Linked DNA regions of Homo sapiens: regions 1 and 3 are each linked to region 2. A link is an interaction called in ENCODE POLR2A ChIA-PET data of the cell type or tissue named here. Cell type or tissue: GM12878. All regions are shown on one strand. Each heading gives the region's core, and the rest is flanking DNA. Links, peaks and the distances in the headings are about the cores only.

Region 1 (6,021 bases), core at 1,279-5,278, 86 kb after region 2:
GAACACATATTTAACTTAACCTAACTTTAACCATGTAATGTTTACCTTGAACCAGTGAGTCCCCGCTTCATTGTACTCACTTTCAATAGTAGAATTATCAAAAAACTTTCTTTTTAAAATTTTTTATAAATTAAAATTTTATTATTTTTTCATTTTTTCACTCCTTTCTGGAGCTGAGAAAAAAATAATGTTAAGGTTAAAAATTCCAATTTGCTTTTCTCCTCCAGTAATTCACAGTGTCCTCAGGTATCAGAATGCAAATGGATGAACGAGTATAACTTTCAATAAACTGATCTGCTCTCCCCTCCATTTTGCTTCCTACAATTGTTTATTTGTGCTCTTCACTGCCCGATTTCAGAGCATGTACTAACTTTTGCAAGTTACTTCAAGGAAAAATAAAATGGGGCCAAAGAAAACTAAAAGTATGAGTGGAGACAAAATAGAGCCAAAAAAGAAATGTAAAAATGCATACCATAATGCCAGCACTCCTGTTACTAGTGTTTCACAAGGACCACCATAAGCTTTGTAGCAGCCAGATTTAAAAAGAAAGAATGTAAAACTCAGCTTCCTTCCATCAAAAGAACTCAGTTGTTCAGGTGAATCGCAACTGTTCTTGGCCTTAAGATCAGACAGACTTTTATCCTAACGACCTTCATAAAGAGGATATAATGTTAAGTTCATTCATCTCACAGTAGGCATTCAAATAAGTGTTTGTTGAATGAATTGTAGTACCTTCAATATAAGTTGGTGGCATTGCATGAAAATGTATTTCAGCAAAAGCAGTTTTGCCAAAATTGAAGGTGCACAGTGGGCAACAGGATGTTGTTGTTTAGATAACCATCTTACTGCTAAGTGTGGTCTAAGGTTATATTTTGGAATATCTGGAGAATGAATGGGCTGTTAATTCTTAAACTGGTTATTCTTGAATGTTGATCTGTTAATAAATATTGGTAGCAGACCAGGCACGGTGGCTCACGCTTGTAATCCCAGCATGTTCAGAGGCCAAGGTGGGAGGATCACGTGAGGTCAGGAGTTCCAAGACCAGCCTGGCCAACATGGTGAAACTCCATCTCTACTCAAAATACAAAAATTAGCCAGGCGTGTTGATGCATGCCTGTAATCCCAGCTACTCAGGAGGCTGAGGCAGGAGAATCGCTTGAACTGGGAGGCAGAGGTTGCAGTGAGCCGAGATTGCGCCACTGCACTCCAGCCTGGGCCACAAACTGAGACTCCATCTCAAAAAGGAAAAAAAAAAAAAATATATATATATATATACACACACACACACACACATATATGTGTATATATATACATATATATGTATATATATACACACATACATACATACATACATATATAAAAGCAGCAGCCCAAAAATGTATTATGTTGCCAGCTAAATACAGACCTAGTTGTCTTAACAGCACTCATGGTGCATTCGTATTTTTATCAGAATGAAGGAACCTAATACCTAAATATAAGCCCATGTTTCCCCTTGTCCTGAGGCAGGCAGTGGAAGTTCCTAAAGGCAGGCCTAGAATCTTCCTCAGAAAATCCTTTTTAATCCACTCTAGGACATAAAGAAATGAGTAGTTGATTTCCTAAAGTTCTGTTCCTTGCAACTGAATTAATTCTAGCCTGAAACAAATTTAGGGCAAATATAACCAGATCTCTACCTCAGCCACACTAAAATCTTATTAAGGCACTCACAGAATATTAATATACTTCTTGATATAGTGTCTGTAATAAACTTCATGTGAAATGTACATCAAAGTGACCAAAACACCAAACTGGAATTTATACTTACACCCAATTTAAAGTTGAAGAATGTTGATGAGTTGTCATTCTAACTGACACTAATTAGCTGACAGGGTCAGTGGCCATCTGGACCTTACCCAGTTCAAGGCTAAACCATATCATTCACCTATAAAGCCTGCTGGTCTTAATATTTCTCTGTAGTAAGACAGCTCATGTGCAGCTTATCTAAAAATGATACCAGATCAAGTTTACTTGGGGAGAAATACTCTGTAGGTTTTTTTGTTTGTTTGTTTTTATGAGAAAAAAGCAGTATATACTAATGTGGAAAGATGTAGCGCGTCAAGCAGTGAGCCCATTACTTGGTGTAACAGGGCCAAGGGAAAACTTCCTCTGTGCCCCCTGAATCCTCGCTGAAAAATCCACTGACAAATAGCAGATTAATAGAAAAGGCATACAGATTTGTTAATGTGCACAAAAGTCTTACAAAATATAAGATCTCAAAAAAAAAAAATGGCCAGATGGCTGATGCTTTTATACCACCTTGAGGTTACAGAAAGAATGAGGGCTTGGAGTGTGGCAAGACAGGTTATGGTGGTAAATCAGGTTATGGTGGTGAGACAGATTATGAGAGAGAGAGAAGAGGAGGCCCAGCTAGCACAGGTGGTCCTGTCATGTAGATGAAACCTCACAGGTCGCAGCCCTGAGAGAGAATAGATGGAATATGTTTCTTTCTGACCTTCTAAGGTGTCAGACTCTCAATTAATCTTTCCTGTGTCTGGACAAGGTAGGGCCTCAGAGAAATGCCTCCACCTCATCAATGCATATTTTCTCTACAGATGCAAATCTGCCCCACACAGCTTCTCTCAGCTATTCTTGTATTTCCAGCCCTTCTGAAAACCATCTGAAATATGTCAGAGAAGTATATTTTTGGGTGAAATATTTTTGTTTCCTTCATAATTTTGCCAAGGCAGCAGGCATAAGCTGGAATTTGTGGTCACCCCACTCATGGAGTTTTTCTGTGAATCAAAAGAAACCTTGCCTGTAAAGCACCTAGCAGTGCCTGACAGTATGAGCTCAATCAAGCTTAACTATTATCATCATTTTAACCCCCTGGATGTTCTCAGCTGCTGAGTCAGAGACTGTTTCTTCCTGCCCAGGTTCTTAGTCTTTCTTTCTTAGTGTAGGTTCTATGTAAGTATCAATAATTGGACATTTGTTGACCTCCTACACCTTGACCCATAACTACTTCCTGTTCAGTCATAGTTGATGAAAAGACAAAAAAAAATAGCATATAATATGCTATAATTTAGATGGATTTTTTTTCTGTGATGGTAAATGGTTGTCTGTGATGAAAAAGCCATAGCTCAAGTCCTTCTGTTGATCATTTAAACATTGATTTCTTTTTCTTGTTTTGTTTTTTGTTTTTTTGTTTTGAGACTGAGTTTCATTCTTTTGCCCAGGGTGGAGTGAAGTGGTGTGATCTCAGTTCACTGCAACCTCCACCTCCCGGGTTCAAGCAGTTTTCTTACCTCAGCCCCCTGAGTAGCTGGGATTACAGGTGTGCGCCACCAGGCCCAGCTAGCTTTTGTATTTTTAGTAGAGACGGGGTTTCACCATGTTGTCCAGGCTGGTCTCGAACTTCTAACCTCAGGTGATCCACCAGCCTCAGCCTCCTGAAGTGCTAGGATTACAAGCATGAACCACCGCACCTGACCTAAACATTGATTTCAGTACCTAGACTTGCAAATAGCCAGGATACAATTTGGATGGAATGTATATTTATAACGTTATATTAACATCATATTATGTTACTGTATAGCAATAACAAGATTGTGAAGGCAGGTCAAGATGGAAGAGAATGAAGAGTAGTCTTCTGTGAAGATGCAGCGAACTGTTCTAGGTCCAACCTAGCAATCTGATGTCTATGCACTTAATAAATTACCAAATAAGCTAAGTTAAAGGCCTATAATTGAAAATAGTCCTGGATAGCTTTGGAGGCAGAGTCTTTTGCAAAGGCTTTATTTAAACAGCTTAAGTTTGCTGTCAGCTGTGCAGTGTGAGTAACTTTACCGGACCCCAGTCATAGTGGCATGGGATCTGCTAAGCCCAGGCCCTTTAAGCTTGTTGTATAAAGCTGGAAGATATGAATCTTCCCAGCTTGAGCTAATAGGTAAGGCCCTACTAACTCACTGTGCCCCATTTCTGTTTTGTGCAGCGGTGACCCATGGTCTGCTTCTAACAACCAAACAAGGCTTGATTTTAGCTAAGCTTGTTTGAGGCAGTGAGAAGTTCAAAGTCTTCTAATTACACAGAGAACTAGAAGAATGCTTGCTCTCCTTACCAGTCCTCCACCCTCCCCCACCATCTGATAGTACCTCATTCCTGCCTAAGGCTTTCCTGTCCCTGCTGCAGTTCTTGTCAGTTAGATGCTAAGAAAATGGACCAGCTAAAACTGGTTTGAAGTTGACCACTACTTTCTGCTACAGAAGATCCCTAGCTTACCAACGGTTTGACTTAATGATGGTTCAACTTAAGATTTTTCCACTTCATGATGGTACAAAGGCAGTATGATTTCAGTAGAAAGCATACTTCAAGTACCCATACAACCATTCTGTTTTTCACTCTCAGTACAGTATTCAGTAAGTTACTTGAAATATTCAGCACTTTATTACAAAACAGGCCTTTGTGTTAGATGATTTTGCCCAACTGTAGGCTAATGTACGTGTTCTGAGCACGTTTAAGGTAGGCTGGGCTAAACTATGATGTTCAGTAGGTTAGATGTATGAATATTAAACGCATTTTGAACTTGAGATTTTTCCACTTACCTGGGCTTATTGGGATATAACTCCATTGTAAGTCAAGGAGCAGCTGTATTTGAAAAAAGGGGAAAATCTTGCCTTAAAACATCCAGGATGGAGTTATAAATAGTTCTCAACTAATAACAAATTGAAATTGAGTTATATAACCCTTCATCCTGTCCCGCGGGGGGTTCTCAGCACCTATTCTCACTAACCCAGTCTCATGGGAGAGGCTCCGTAGCAGCTGTGCCTAGGGTTAAACCAAAGAGATGACTGGCAACCTTCCAATCCAGAATAGCGATATAATGCCAACAGAAAAAGTAAGAGAAGCTGGCAATCTGTGTAGCCCCAAGGGTAGAGATGTAGATAAAAATTCCTGCACATTTAACCTGCTGTCACCAGATTCTGAGAAGCAGAATATAACAAGTGTAGTTATTGTTATTCCATTCATAAGTGAATTTGAAAAACTCAATTTAAATTAATATATGTGTTTCCAAAACATGCCCACAGGGAAGGAGCAGTCTTCATGTTCCATTGACTCCAGAGACGTTCCCATTAAATGCATCACCAACCCTAGAGTTTAGGTCCTGCACATTGTTAGCTCTGCTGTGCGAAAACATGAATTAAAGCTTAAAAGATCATAGAAGTGAAACCATGTACTAGAAACTACCACAGGTGCGTTGGCAGGGGAAATATATGCAAAATACTACATCTAGTTTGTTGTGGAACTAATTAGGAAAAAGTTTTTCAGGAGCCAGTTGCCATAGCTATTCCTCTAAGTGTGACTGAGGTATGAGCAGTAAGTGTACGTTTTAATCTCTGCTAATGTGTCTTCCTCTGATGGCTGGAGAAATATGTCTCAAATACTGTATATGAATCTTCTAAAATCCAAGGCTTTTTTAAAATAAAAAAACCCCCAGGAAAGCCAACACATCAGACACCTGACCATATTTCAGAAGAGGAGTCTTAACCATGTTTCAGGGAGTCCACCACATCTAAAAGTCGCTGTGTTTTGGTCCTGCTGGGGAGCTGTCACCCACTGGGGCTGCCCTCCAGTGGAACAGTTTGCTAAACAGTTCGTTGGCCAGATTTATATGAGAACAGGGTGACATGTAACTAACCAGTCTCTACTTCATAGATTATCCTCCCCAGACCCCCCATTCTAATTGAGGCTTCCTTGGTACCAGTAACAGAGAAGGGAGTTTTAGTGAATGAAAGTACAGGAAACAAGAGTGGCAGCTAGAGTCAGGCTGTTAGTAGAGGGGCAAGTCTTTCAAATCCAGTAAGAAATTTTGAGTCATAGAGGTGGGAAACTACGAAGTTAAGATCATTATCAGTGTGACCTGAGCCCAGTCATTTGGTTAAGTTTCTTCCAGGAAGGATTATGACCTACCTCTTCATTATAGGATAGGATCCTCTGCTTTCCTAAAGAAAGGGATACAATTCATCAATGTTTTGGTACCCCCAG
Region 2 (6,021 bases), core at 737-4,736:
TGAGGAATTAATGCCTCTAATGCAATCTACCACAGTTAAAGTTCCCTCTTCTGTTTCAATAGGGCTACTTATCGCTTTTTCATGCTCTTCTAAAATGAAGCATTTCATATAGGCACATTTCATAGAAGTCCCTTTCTGTGGCATTGTGTTTTTCATTCTGATGTTTATATTTTATAAATAGCTTTTGAAAGATATAATTCACGGGCCGGGTGTGGTGGCTCATGCCTGTAATCTCAGCATTTCCGGAGGCTGAGGTGGGCAGTTCACCCGAGGTCAGGGGTTCAAGACCAGCCTCGCCAACATGACGAAACCCCATCTCTACTAAAAATGCAAAAATTAGCCAGGTGAGGTGGCATGAACCTGTAATCCCAGCTATTTACTCGGGAGGCTGAGGCAGGAGAATCGCCTGAGCCCAGGAGGTGGAGGTTGCAGTGAGCTGAGATTGCACCCATTGTACTCCGCCCTGGGTGACAAAGCAAGACCCGGTCTCAAAAAATAAAATATAAGATATAATTCACATACTGTACAATTCAGTCATTTAAAGTGTACAATTAAGTAGTTTTTATTATATCTACAGAGTTGGGCAGTCGTCACCACAATCATTTTTATAACATTTTCTTCATCCCAAAAGAAACTGTACATATTAGCAGTTACTGCTCATTACCCTTCTCCCCAGCCCTTGGCAGCCACTAGTCTGCTTTTGGCCTCTACGGATTTGTTCTTTTTCTGTTAATCGAATGATACATAGCTTTTGTTTTGTTTCTGGCTGCTTGCACTTAGCACAGTGTTTTTAAGGCTCATCCATGTTGTAGCATGTGTCAATGCTTCATTCTCTTTATTGCCAAATAATTTTCCTTTTTTATACCACATTCAGCTTATGCACTCATTAGTTGACAGGCATTTGGGTAGTTTCCGCATTTTGGCTGCTATGAATAATGTGGGGCCAGGTGTGGTGGCTCATGCCTGTAATCCCAGCACTTTGAAAGGCTGAGGCAGGTGGATCACCTGAGATTAGGAGTTCGAGACCAGCCTGGCCAACGTGGTGAAACCCTGTCTCTACTAAAAATACGAAAATTAGCTGGGCGTGGTGGTGGACGCCTGTAATCCCAGCTACTCAGGAGGCTGAGGTAGGAGAATCACTTGAACGCAAGAGGCAGAGGTTGCAGTGAGCAGAGATGGTGCCACTGCACTCCAGCCTGGGCAACAGAGCAAGACTCTGTCTAAAAAAACCAAAAATAGTAATAGTTATGCGATGAACATTTGTATACAAGTTTTTGTGCAGATGTATGTTTTTATTTCTCTTGGGTGAATACTTTGGAGTAAAGTTGCTGGCTCATAGTTTCTGTTTTTAACATTTTGATAAACTGCCAAACAGCTTTCCAAAACGGCTGCACCATTTTACATTACCACCAGCAATGTGTGAGATTCTAATTTCTCCACGTCTTCACCAACACTTGTTATTGTCTTTTAAATTATAGCTATCCTAGTGAGTGTAAAGTCATATCTCATTGTGGTTTTATTTGTGTAGTGTTTATATTTAATTAAGGGTTTGTAGAGGAAAAAAGCAGTAGTTTAAAATGTTAGGTCTGATTGTTTTTAGAAGTGTACTACCAAAGTTGAACCTCTGTTTTAGTCAACTAAAAATCTTGTGTCAAGAACAAAAATTTAGTACACCTTTGGTTCACAGATTTTTCTTCAGGCTACTTCTTATTTCTTTTGCGTGCTGGAATAATTTAGAAAGAAATTAGCCTCAGATAATTGTTAAACTAGTTTCTTCCCTTTGGTTAAGTGATTAACCGAATTACTCTGGCAACCTGCTGCATCATCAGTAAGCTTGGGACTAGGAGTGGTTTCATGACTGAAGGTTTGGTGGGTGGAAGTGGCGGTGAGGGGTGCCTTGATGTGTCAGTTCTTTGCCAGGAGGATAATCACTGGAGGAGTTAGTTGTAAAATACTACCTTTTCTAGAGCTGCACTGCCCAATAGAAGTATAATATATGGTATATATGTAATGTAAAGTTTTCTGGTAGCCACATTAAAAAGTTTTTTTAAAAAGGTGATACTAATTTACATAAAAATACTTATTTCACGCCTGTAATCCCAGCACTTTGAGAGGCCGAGATGGGTGGATCATGAGGTCAGGAGTTCGAGACCAGCCTGGCCAGTATGGTGAAACCCCATCTCTACTAAAAATACAAAAATTAGCCGGGCGTGATGGTGGGAGGCTGAGGCACAAGAATTGCTTGAACCTGGGAGGCAGAGGTTGCAGTGAGCCGAGATCGTGCCACTGCATTCCAGCCTGGGTGACAGGGTAATTCTGTCTCAAAAAAAAAAAAATTATTATATCACTGATGGTATGTAATCAATATACAAATTAATGAGACATTTTAACTTTTTTTAGTACAAGATCTTCTCAATTCAGACTAGCCACATTTCAAGTGCTCAGTAGCTACATGTGGCTAGCAGCTCCCATATTGAACAGTGCGGTTCCAGAGGTGGTAAATACTTATGATCTAGATTTTTGCTCACATGTATGATCTGTGTGTCTTTAGGAAAAACAGATGAGTGTGTGATCAGTCTGTATTTCTAGTTCTTTAGTTTTATATTGTTACTGCCGGGTTTTCTTTCAGTGGGGAAGAGGGTGTTTAGAGGGTTTCAGAGAGGAAGCTCCTCATAGCTCAGATTTTTGGTTGCGAGCAGTTAAATTCACAGGAGGAAGAAAATTGCCTCCCTCCTCATTAGAGATGTACCAGATTCTATAGTTCTCAGCAAGTAAATCTGTTGGAACTGTTATCGTTTGGTCCTTGTTCTGATGGTTATAGGTGTTCAAGGTCTGCTTTGGCCTGTTGTGTATCAGTTATATACCACTTGTACTGCCTAACCACACAGCTCACTTGGTTAGACAGAGTAAGGTTGTGAATTTGATCTCTGTGTTTAATGAATGACTTTATGCCTTTTGGGGCTCTGCTATAGTAACTAAAATAGAATAAACCACATCCTTTTTCATCAGAAGTTTATAGTGTTAGAGACTGGGTGTCAAATGCCAGCAGATGTAATTAAGACAATTTAGAGACAAGGAGATTTCAGAGTGGGCTGTTGTATAGATTGTGTCTCCTAGTCAGTCAGTTGATTACTAGAAGGACTGAATTTGGAAAAAAAAATTTTTTTTTTTTTTGGCCGGGCGTGGTGGCTCACGCCTGTAATCCCAGCACTTGGGGAGGCTGAGACAGGCAGATCACCTGAGGTCATGAGTTCGAGACCAGCCTGACCAACATGGACAGGTTAAAAATACAAAATTAGCTGGGCATGGTGGCACATGCCTGTAATCCCAGCTACTCAGGAGTGTGAGGCAGGAGAATTGCTTGAACCCAGGAGGTGGAGGTTGCGGTGAGCTGAAATCGCGCCATTGCACTCCAGCCTGGGCAACAAGAGCAAAACTCTGTCTCAAAAAAAAAAAAAAAAAAAAAAGTTTTAATGTTTGAATGACTTTACTCACAGCTTACATTTTCTAATTTGGCTGAGTCCCCATCACTTTCTGTTTACTGTACACTGAATCTCTACCTCACTCATTTATGCTGTTTACCTAGCTCCTGGAGGCAATTGAGTTGTGATCCCTTAGTAACCATAGTTGTAGGTCATTGCCTCAAGGATGGTTGAAGATAGGGATAGCTGATCAGTGCTCCAGTGACAGAGGATTAAAAAAACAACTTTTTATGGGCACTTGCATGTTTAGATACAAATACTTTAACAGGATTTGACCATTGCATTATTACTGACTATTAGATGCCTTAAGGACATGTAGTTATTCTAAGTGGTACTCACATGCTTTTGAGTTGGAGTCCATAAATGGTATTCTGACCAAGAGAACAACGATCATGACTTAATTTACATGCTATACCCTGGCATTTGTGATAATATGGACCCAGGGCCCATTTGTGAGTTCACTGATTTGTTTGAATTTGAAGGCCATGTGAAATACTTATGTGTTGTAGGTCCCGTGCACAATTATGGAATTAAAGAACACCGTAAGTGGTACTATCTTTTTAATCAGTTTATTTGGTGGTTCTGTTGAGTTTTTGTATACATTATTATTTTGATAATTTCCAAATATTTTATACTTTGACACTTGTTCATTAGCTTCATTTTTGAAATGTGTCTGAAAGCCTTAGCCTTACTAAGAAAGAAATGTCTTTTAGTTGAGTTTGAAATGCTTTGATTTGTTGGTATTACAAAGTATTAATATAAGGGTTTTTTTGTTTGTTCCCAACTGAGTGCAGTCTGCAGTGATTAAGCTCCAAATTAGTTGGACCAGTAGGGGCGGAATTGGAAGCCTTACTTACACTAAATAATGCCATTCCTTTAGGGGATAAAATCTGGTTTAGACCTCTTTGGTAACAAAACAAGACCTTAACTGAAGTTATTTCTAGTATCTATTTATTGAATAGGTGTGACTTGTCACCCACTTCACACACCATTGTTACCTTTCTGAAAGCCAAAAAAAAAAAAAAACCCAAAAAAAAAACCCAAAAAAACTCTAGCCATAATTTTGAAACATCTCCAGCCATAAGGGTGTCAGATAAGGAATTATGAAACTGTAATACCATATTTTATTGGTGAAAATATTGAAAAGTGTAGATAAACACAAAAAGAATAGAAAAACTACCCACAATTCTACCAACACAGAGAGATCTTTCATTAAATTTGTTGCATATCTTTCAGGTTTAAAAAAAATCCATATATTGTGACAGTTGGTTTTTTTTTTTTTTTAAATTATACAAGTTGTTGAAACCCAGAAATCCCAAATAGAAGTAAAAAAAGAAAAATCCTAATTACCTAATATTTAACTTACTTAGAAAATTTATGGTAACATTTCATGTTACCCTTTTGGGCATTACATATAGGAACTGTAGATCATTTTTTACACAAAAGCAGGAACAGGTTTATACTGTGCTTTCATTTTTATGTGATATTTAATGTCTACAGAAGAATATATGATTTGTATGTGTAGCATAATGAACGCTCATGAACTTCACCAGTTAAAGAAACTATAGGATTACCAATGTTCTGGAAGCCCCCTTTGTACTCTCCTTTGTCCTTCCTCATGCCTCTGTCCCCTGTCCCCGTTTAGGTGTAACCACTGTCGTGAATTTTGTTTACCATCCCTTTGCTTTTTAAAAAAACTAGATTTACATCTGCATTTTTTTTTTTTTTTTTTTGAGACATAGTTTCGCTGTTGTTGCCCACGCTGGAGTGCAGTAGCGTGATCTCAGCTCACCACAACCTCCGCCTCCTGGGTTCAAGCGATTCGCCTGCCTCAGCCTCCTGAGTAGCTGGGATTAGAGGCATGCGCCACCACGCCCGGCTAATTTTGTATTTTTAATAGAGACAGGGTTTCTCCATGTTGATCAGGCTGGTCTTGAACTCCCAACCTCAGGTGATCCACCCACCTTGGCCTCCCAAAGTGTTGGTATTACAGGCATGAGCCACCACGCCCGGCTTACGTCTACATTTTAATGTTTTACTGTACAACATGTTTTGTTTTGCTTTTTTAAATAAGTTTATAAAGATGACATATATTGTCTTTTATAATTTGTTTTTTTCAGTCAATATTTTTTCTAAGATTTGTCCCAGTTGTTGCATTCCTTTCCAGTGCTGTATAATGTTCCATCCTGTGAATATATAATCACATTATTTATCTGTTCTGATAAATATTTAGTTTCCAGTTTGAGGCTATTTCAGAGGAGTCTTGTGAACATTCTTGTATATTTTCCTGGTATTTATGTTTCAGAGTTTTCTTAGGGTTTATATACCTGGGAGTAGAATCTACCATTATCTTTTATGGTGAGTGCTTTTTGTGTCCTAAGAAATTCTTCTCTAGCCTGAAGTCTTGAAGATAGTCTCCTATATGTTCCTCTAAATAGGAATAGGTTAGAGTTCAAGCTTTGCCTTTCACATAGAAGTTTTTAATCCATCTAGAATTAAGTTTGTTTTTTGTTTGTTTGTTTGTTTTTTGAGACGGGAG
Region 3 (6,021 bases), core at 1,279-5,278, 100 kb after region 2:
CCCAGTGCTGATGAGGATGCACAGCAACAGCAAAGAGCCCTCTTGCGTTACTGGAGAGCATGCGTTAGCACAGTCACTTTGGAAGGCAGTTTGACATTTTACCTACTAAAGGTGACAGTATAAATACCCTTGGACCCAGCAGTGTCACTCCTAGTTATATATCCAGCAAATACAGTCACATGTGCATCAAGTCATGTGCAAGAGTGCCTAGAGCAGCAGCATTTGTAATAACCAAAAAATTGGAAACAACCCAAATGTCAACCGTAGAATGGATAAATTTTACTGTATTCATACAGTGAAAACAAGTGAACTGCTGTAGCTACATAAAACAGCATGGATAATTCTCACAAATCATATTGAGTCAAAGAAGCCAGACACAAAAAAATAACTACATAACTCAATGCATATAAAATTTAGGAAACAGGCAAACTAGTATTTAAGGATGCGTGCTTGGGTGGAAAACGTGTCATAAAAGTCAGGATAGCGGTTCCCTTCAGGAGAATGAGAGAGAGAGAGAAAGTAGTGATTGAGAGGGACACAAAGGAAGATTTCTGGGGTTGGTTTGTTTCTTGACTTGAGTGGTATTAAATATGTAATAATTCATTTTTGTGCTTTTCTGGGTGTGATGCTTCACCATAAAAAAGGTTAGAAAGTGACAGGAGTGAGGGTGGAGGGCAAGAGTTCCCTCCAGGTCCTCTGATTTCCCCTGACCTTGTTCTAACTTCTCTGCCTGCCCCCAAGAAGCCAATATAGAAATTTATTTTCCCATGGCACATCAGTCCTTCATTTAAGTAGTATTAAGTGGAATTTTAAAAAGCCATGTACACCCCTGCCCAATTATCTGACATCTTAAAGACTTTTACTAAACTTCAGTTATAATTTATTTGAGTTATAAAGATTGATGGAGATGTATAGTTGGGATCCTCATCTTTAGTAGAGGTATACATCTTAATCTTCTTGCTTAGATTGTAAACTTCATGAGATCTGGAAATGACTTTCTTTTAATCCCTCCTGTTGCTTACTATATAATAAGTGTTCAGCAAATAGTCAAAAGCATCGTTCTTACAGGGAGGTGTAAAATCAGTAATTTTCTTAATAGTTATTGGTTTTATTGCTCAGTGTCTATTCCATACCAGACGTACATTTAGCCTGTAGCCATGTTCATTGAATGTTAAAAATGATGTTGCTGTACAAAATTTTTAATTCCATTACCAAGCCTATTTCCTATGTTGATTTTTGCCTTAAAGATAATGCAACTGCACTTGCATATGTCCTCCTAATTATGGCTAGTCTGTTTTGCTTTGCTCAGTTTTGCTTTGTTTTTAAGTTACTGGAGTTTGGCTAAAATTTCTAATTAATTACCTCTTTCTTTCCCATTCAAGACCTTTATCTCCAGAACTTTAGGAAATGGAGTACTGAAGTCATGGACATTGTTTTAGGTAGCATATTGTCAGGAACTAAAGGCGCTTTACTTGCCCTGTGACATCGCCTCCTGGTTCAAAAATCTGTGGTTTAAAAAAAAAAAAATCTGTGCATTCTATCTAATACGCCAGAAAGGTCCTTTGTATTCAGTTTCGCATGTAATTGCAGACTGAACTTTTAAAATTTAGCTTTATTATAAACAAATGCATCTCTTATATACCTCACCACTACAGTCTTTATTCTAGCTAGCCATTTAATTTTCTCTTCATACTTTGAATCAGTATAATCTGTCTATAGACTCCCTGATGCTTTGTTCCTATGATAAAGTTATTTATCTGAGAAACATTATTTTCTGTAGTGAAAGGCACTGAAAATCTGTAGCTTCCTCTAGCTGTTCTTTGAACTACTGTAGAGCACTTACATTTAAAAACTATTTAGGTAAAATTTAGTTAGAGATTTCATAGAGTTTTGTCTAATGGATACACTTCCCGAAGTGATCCTTGGGCCAAGCTGAATGGATTTGACTAGGGTCAGGACAGACTGCTTCCAAGATAATTTCTGTTTGTCATGACACATAGTTCACTTTTCCTAAATTGAATTGTCCTATTCCTAAGTGAATTACTTCACTCATCTGCCTAGTCCCTGAGAAGCATTTTGTTTTATAGATTTAGTCAATCAAAAACCCTAAATAACTCTTTTGGGGACAGGCAAATTTAAATACCTAAGAGAAATTTTGTTGATCATTGTAACCCTTTGTGTCTTGCTATGTTTATCCTGGTTACATATTTTATTTGTAGCCTTAATATAATGAAGAGACCTTTCCTTTTTTTTTTTTTTTTTTGCCTTGGACTCCTGGGCTCAAGTGATCCTCCCACTTCAGCCTCCCAAGTAGCTGGAACTACAGGCTCAAGATAACATGCCTAATTTTTTTTTTTTTTTTAATTTTCTGTAGAGATAGGGTCTCCTTAGTTTGCCCAGGCTGGTCTTGAACTCCTGGCCTCAAGTGATCCTCCTGCCTCAGCCTTTCAAAGTGCTGGGATTACAGGCATGAGCCACCACACCCAGCCTTTTTCTTCTATTATTTCATTATTATAGATCATATGAAGATTTCTTTGATTCCTTTTGTGCGCTTTTATGACATCTCAATAGAGTTAATTTGGAAGTGAGACAAGATAAAACTGGTAATTTTTTTTTTCATTCAGTGGTTATTAGAGTTTGCCATGTTTTCCTTCTCTACCAAAAATACTCTATTAATGGTTCTCAACCCTAGATGCAAAATACAGTTTTGTGAGGAGCTTTTAGCTGGGCCTAACTCCTGTGATTTCATTTAATTTGTCTGGGATTGGACCTGGGCTTTGTAATTTTTTTAAAGCTCTAATGGGAAGCCAAGAATTGAGAACCCTTGCGCTAAATCCTACTCTAGCCCAAGAGATTATTTTCCCGTATTCATCTCCTATTCTGGTACCTTAAAATGTTCCCATAAAATAAATTTTTTTTTTTGTAAATATTAATAGATAGAAACGGGGGTCTCGCTGTGTTGCCCAGGCTGGTCTTGAACTCCTGGTCCCAAGCCATCCTTCCACTTCAGCCTCCCAAAGTCCTGGGATTACAGGCGTGAGCTACCACATCTGGCCAAATAAAATTTTTCTGATTTGCTGTTTTCAGCTATGACTTGTTGTCCTCCTTCTCCCCCATCAGCCAAGTCAGTTCTCAACTATTAGCAACAACGAGAAAGAGTGAAAATGAGTACCTTAAACCCACAGGTGATGAGAAGTCCTTTTAGTCAATGGGTTTAAACCACCTCTTTTACCAAACCTATATTCAAGACCACAAATTTACCCAAATGGACTAATCTGGGTTTTTACTACCTCTTAATGTTCTCGGTGGTGGTTTGGATCCTGTCATCCAGATGGTTAACACCAGGAGGTAGTAGTTCACTTCAACAAATATTCCTGAGTGTCTGCTGTAATGAAAGGCACCATGAAGAGAACAAGGAGCTCATAATCTCGTTGGGAAAGAAAGACTCATAGGGCCTGGATAATCCATGTCCTACGTATAATCCGTAGAACTGTCTGCATTTTTGCAAGTTAATGTATATGAAGTGCATAGGCACAGTGCCTGGTGCATAATAAGTTATTAATCTGTCTGTTTTTCTCTTTCAGGCATCCAAACAATTGACTCTACCCAGGCTCTGTTCCTTCCAATTGGAGCATCTGTCTCTCTTTTAGTAATGTTCTTCTTCTTTGACTCAGTTCAAGTAGTTTTTACAATATGTACAGCAGGTAAATATGAGTTTCTCTGTCTAGTCTTAACATACTAAAAGGAAAATTTTTCACCTTTATCATTGTTCAAAAATTAAGATTTATATACCATGTCATGTAAGTTTTTCCTTATAAATCTTGGCTTCGCCTTCTCCGTCTCAACCACGCCACCCTTCCCCAACTCCTCCTTGAACCTCTTGATCCACGTCATCTGTTGAGACCTGCCCACACAATCTGAAAGAAAGGCTGGAGACGTCAAAGTGCAGGAATTCTATGACACCAGAGCAGTATTGCTGTGCTTTGGCTGTGGCGCTTTTTCTAGATTACCAGAAGGTTGAGCTTGGCATAGAGGCCATTGTCAGCCTCTACCCACGTTCTTGCAGGTAGAAACATGGATAGCTAATCAAAGTGATTGGACTGTCAGCTCTTTGATGTGTTTTCAAGCTAAGTATTGATGGAAATGTAAAAAAAAATCGGCAAAATGCTACAAGACTTGTTAGGAGGTCATCCCCTGGCCTGCTGTTTATCTTTTAGGAAACTTACCTATGCTTTCCCCTACTTCAAATCAGGTACTTTTTTTTAATAATGAAGAGATTTTTTGTGCAGTATTAAAGGAAGACATTTTTCTTCTCTAGTCAATTAACCGTATCCACTTGTCTAGTGTTTGGCGGAATGAAGTTTCTATAAGTCATGCCATTTTTCTTATAATTGTTTTAAAAAATTATACCTTTTCTTTCTCTAGTTCTTGCAACGATAGCTTTTGCTTTTCTTCTCCTCCCGATGTGCCAGTATTTAACAAGACCCTGCTCACCTCAGAACAAGTAAGGACTTGGGACTTTCCTCTTAAATTATAAACTTGTATATATTTTTCTGTCATATTTGATAGCATTATTAGGATTCTCAATTTCTGTTATTGGCTGGAGCACAGAAATGCCAAAAGACCAGGAAGTGACACATTTGATCTTTAAAGCCAGAAGCTAGTACTTCCTTTTGTACCTTCTCATGTCAGAGGAAATACAAACAAAACTTAGGAAGTCTGAGTCATTGTAATGTGCTTCCTACTTAGATCATTGAAAGATGAGCAGTTTTCTTTTGAAACGGTGCTTTCATTCCTTTACTGTGAGTTGATGAAATATGAGAATAGTGGTTGAACTCAAACGTTCTTCTTTGCCTTTGGTCTTCGGTGGCCTAGATATGCTACCTACTTGCGTTTAATCCTAGTGTTCACACCTTAACTCTGAAAGTCATTGCTGCACGGAAACAAAATTCTGTGCTAATGGAGATGCTGAACGCACTTAGGAAACCAGTCATTGGTGGCAGCTGATGCTCGCAGGAATTAGTGATAACCAAAAGATTTACAATCTTCTAAATAGAGTGATACCATCTTTGGTAAATGAGTTGAATTGTTGGCATTTCTTCATTTTGTTTTCCTCATAAGAATAGAATTTCCTCCATACTTATTAGCTTTTCCAGAGGTTAATATTATCACTTCAAACTTCTAAATGCCCATGTTGATAATTGGTCCCAAAAAGACATTATCAGTTGGTGCAGAAGTATATTCCTGTGAGCTTTCCATAGGTTTCTCCAAAAAAGGATTGGGTATTTTGGATTTCCAGCTATCTTGGTATTATCTGCTATTCTAATCCAGCCATCACGAAATACCAAAGGAGAATTTGGTTACTGAATAAAGTGTGCCCACTGTCCAATAAGTGTTGTGTGTTTTCCAGGATTTCCTTTGGTTGCTGTGGACGTTTCACTGCTGCTGAGTTGCTGTCATTCTCTCTGTCTGTCATGCTCGTCCTCATCTGGGTTCTCACTGGCCATTGGCTTCTCATGGATGGTGAGTGACTAATTTGTGACAAATTGTAATTTTACTTTATAGAGTTTTATAGATACTTTAGGATATTCACAGAGCTGTACAACCATCACTACAATAAACTTTTAGAGCATTTTCACACCCACCCCCGCCAAAACAAATGAGCGGTCATTCCCCTTACCCACCTCCCCAGCCCCAGGTATCCACTAGTCTCTACTTTCTGTTTCTATGGATTTCTCCATTCTGGACATTTTCCATAAATGGAATCATACATTATGTGGCCTTTTGTGTCTGACTTGTTTCACTTAGCATGTTTTCAAGGTTCATCTGTGTTGTAACCTGTATCAGCACTTCCTTTTTATGGCTGAATACTGTTCCATTGTATGGATACACTAATTTTATTTATTCGTTTACCGGTTGTTTCCACTTTTTAGGCTATTATGAATGATGCTTCTTTGAATATTAATGTACAAGTTTTTGTGCAGACTATGCTTTTTTATATAAATGGAAGCTTCGCACAAT

Evidence for each region. Peaks named below come from ENCODE experiments on the same cell type or tissue, not always from the same donor. Only the 100,000 strongest peaks of a DNase experiment are listed, where the experiment ranks them.
Region 1: POLR2A ChIA-PET joins it to region 2 with 5 read pairs; 4 of 35 experiments call an interaction of 5 or more read pairs at or near these places.
Region 3: POLR2A ChIA-PET joins it to region 2 with 7 read pairs; 7 of 35 experiments call an interaction of 5 or more read pairs at or near these places.

Annotation. Positions count from the first base shown.
Region 1 is chr12:120,797,670-120,803,690 of GRCh38, reverse strand. All of the region lies in intron 2 of SPPL3 (signal peptide peptidase like 3), which reads left to right. Among named protein-coding and RNA genes, the nearest start is that of ACADS, 75 kb to the right of the region's middle. In GM12878, for the core only: no CTCF peak of the experiment used is centred there; DNase peaks (open chromatin) are centred at 2,890, 4,218, 4,831 and 5,210; H3K4me3 peaks cover 1,150 bases; H3K27ac peaks cover 3,641 bases.
Region 2 is chr12:120,883,296-120,889,316 of GRCh38, reverse strand. The region is part of intron 1 of SPPL3 (signal peptide peptidase like 3); the gene reads left to right. Among named protein-coding and RNA genes, the nearest start is that of SPPL3, 18 kb to the left of the region's middle. In GM12878, for the core only: no CTCF peak of the experiment used is centred there; a DNase peak (open chromatin) is centred at 2,856; H3K27ac peaks cover 1,685 bases.
Region 3 is chr12:120,782,157-120,788,177 of GRCh38, reverse strand. SPPL3 (signal peptide peptidase like 3) reads left to right here. Exons shown (of 11, transcript NM_139015.5): 4 at 3,585-3,704; 5 at 4,426-4,504; 6 at 5,411-5,523. Among named protein-coding and RNA genes, the nearest start is that of ACADS, 59 kb to the right of the region's middle. RefSeq lists an enhancer at 3,937-5,136. In GM12878, for the core only: no CTCF peak of the experiment used is centred there; no DNase peak of the experiment used is centred there.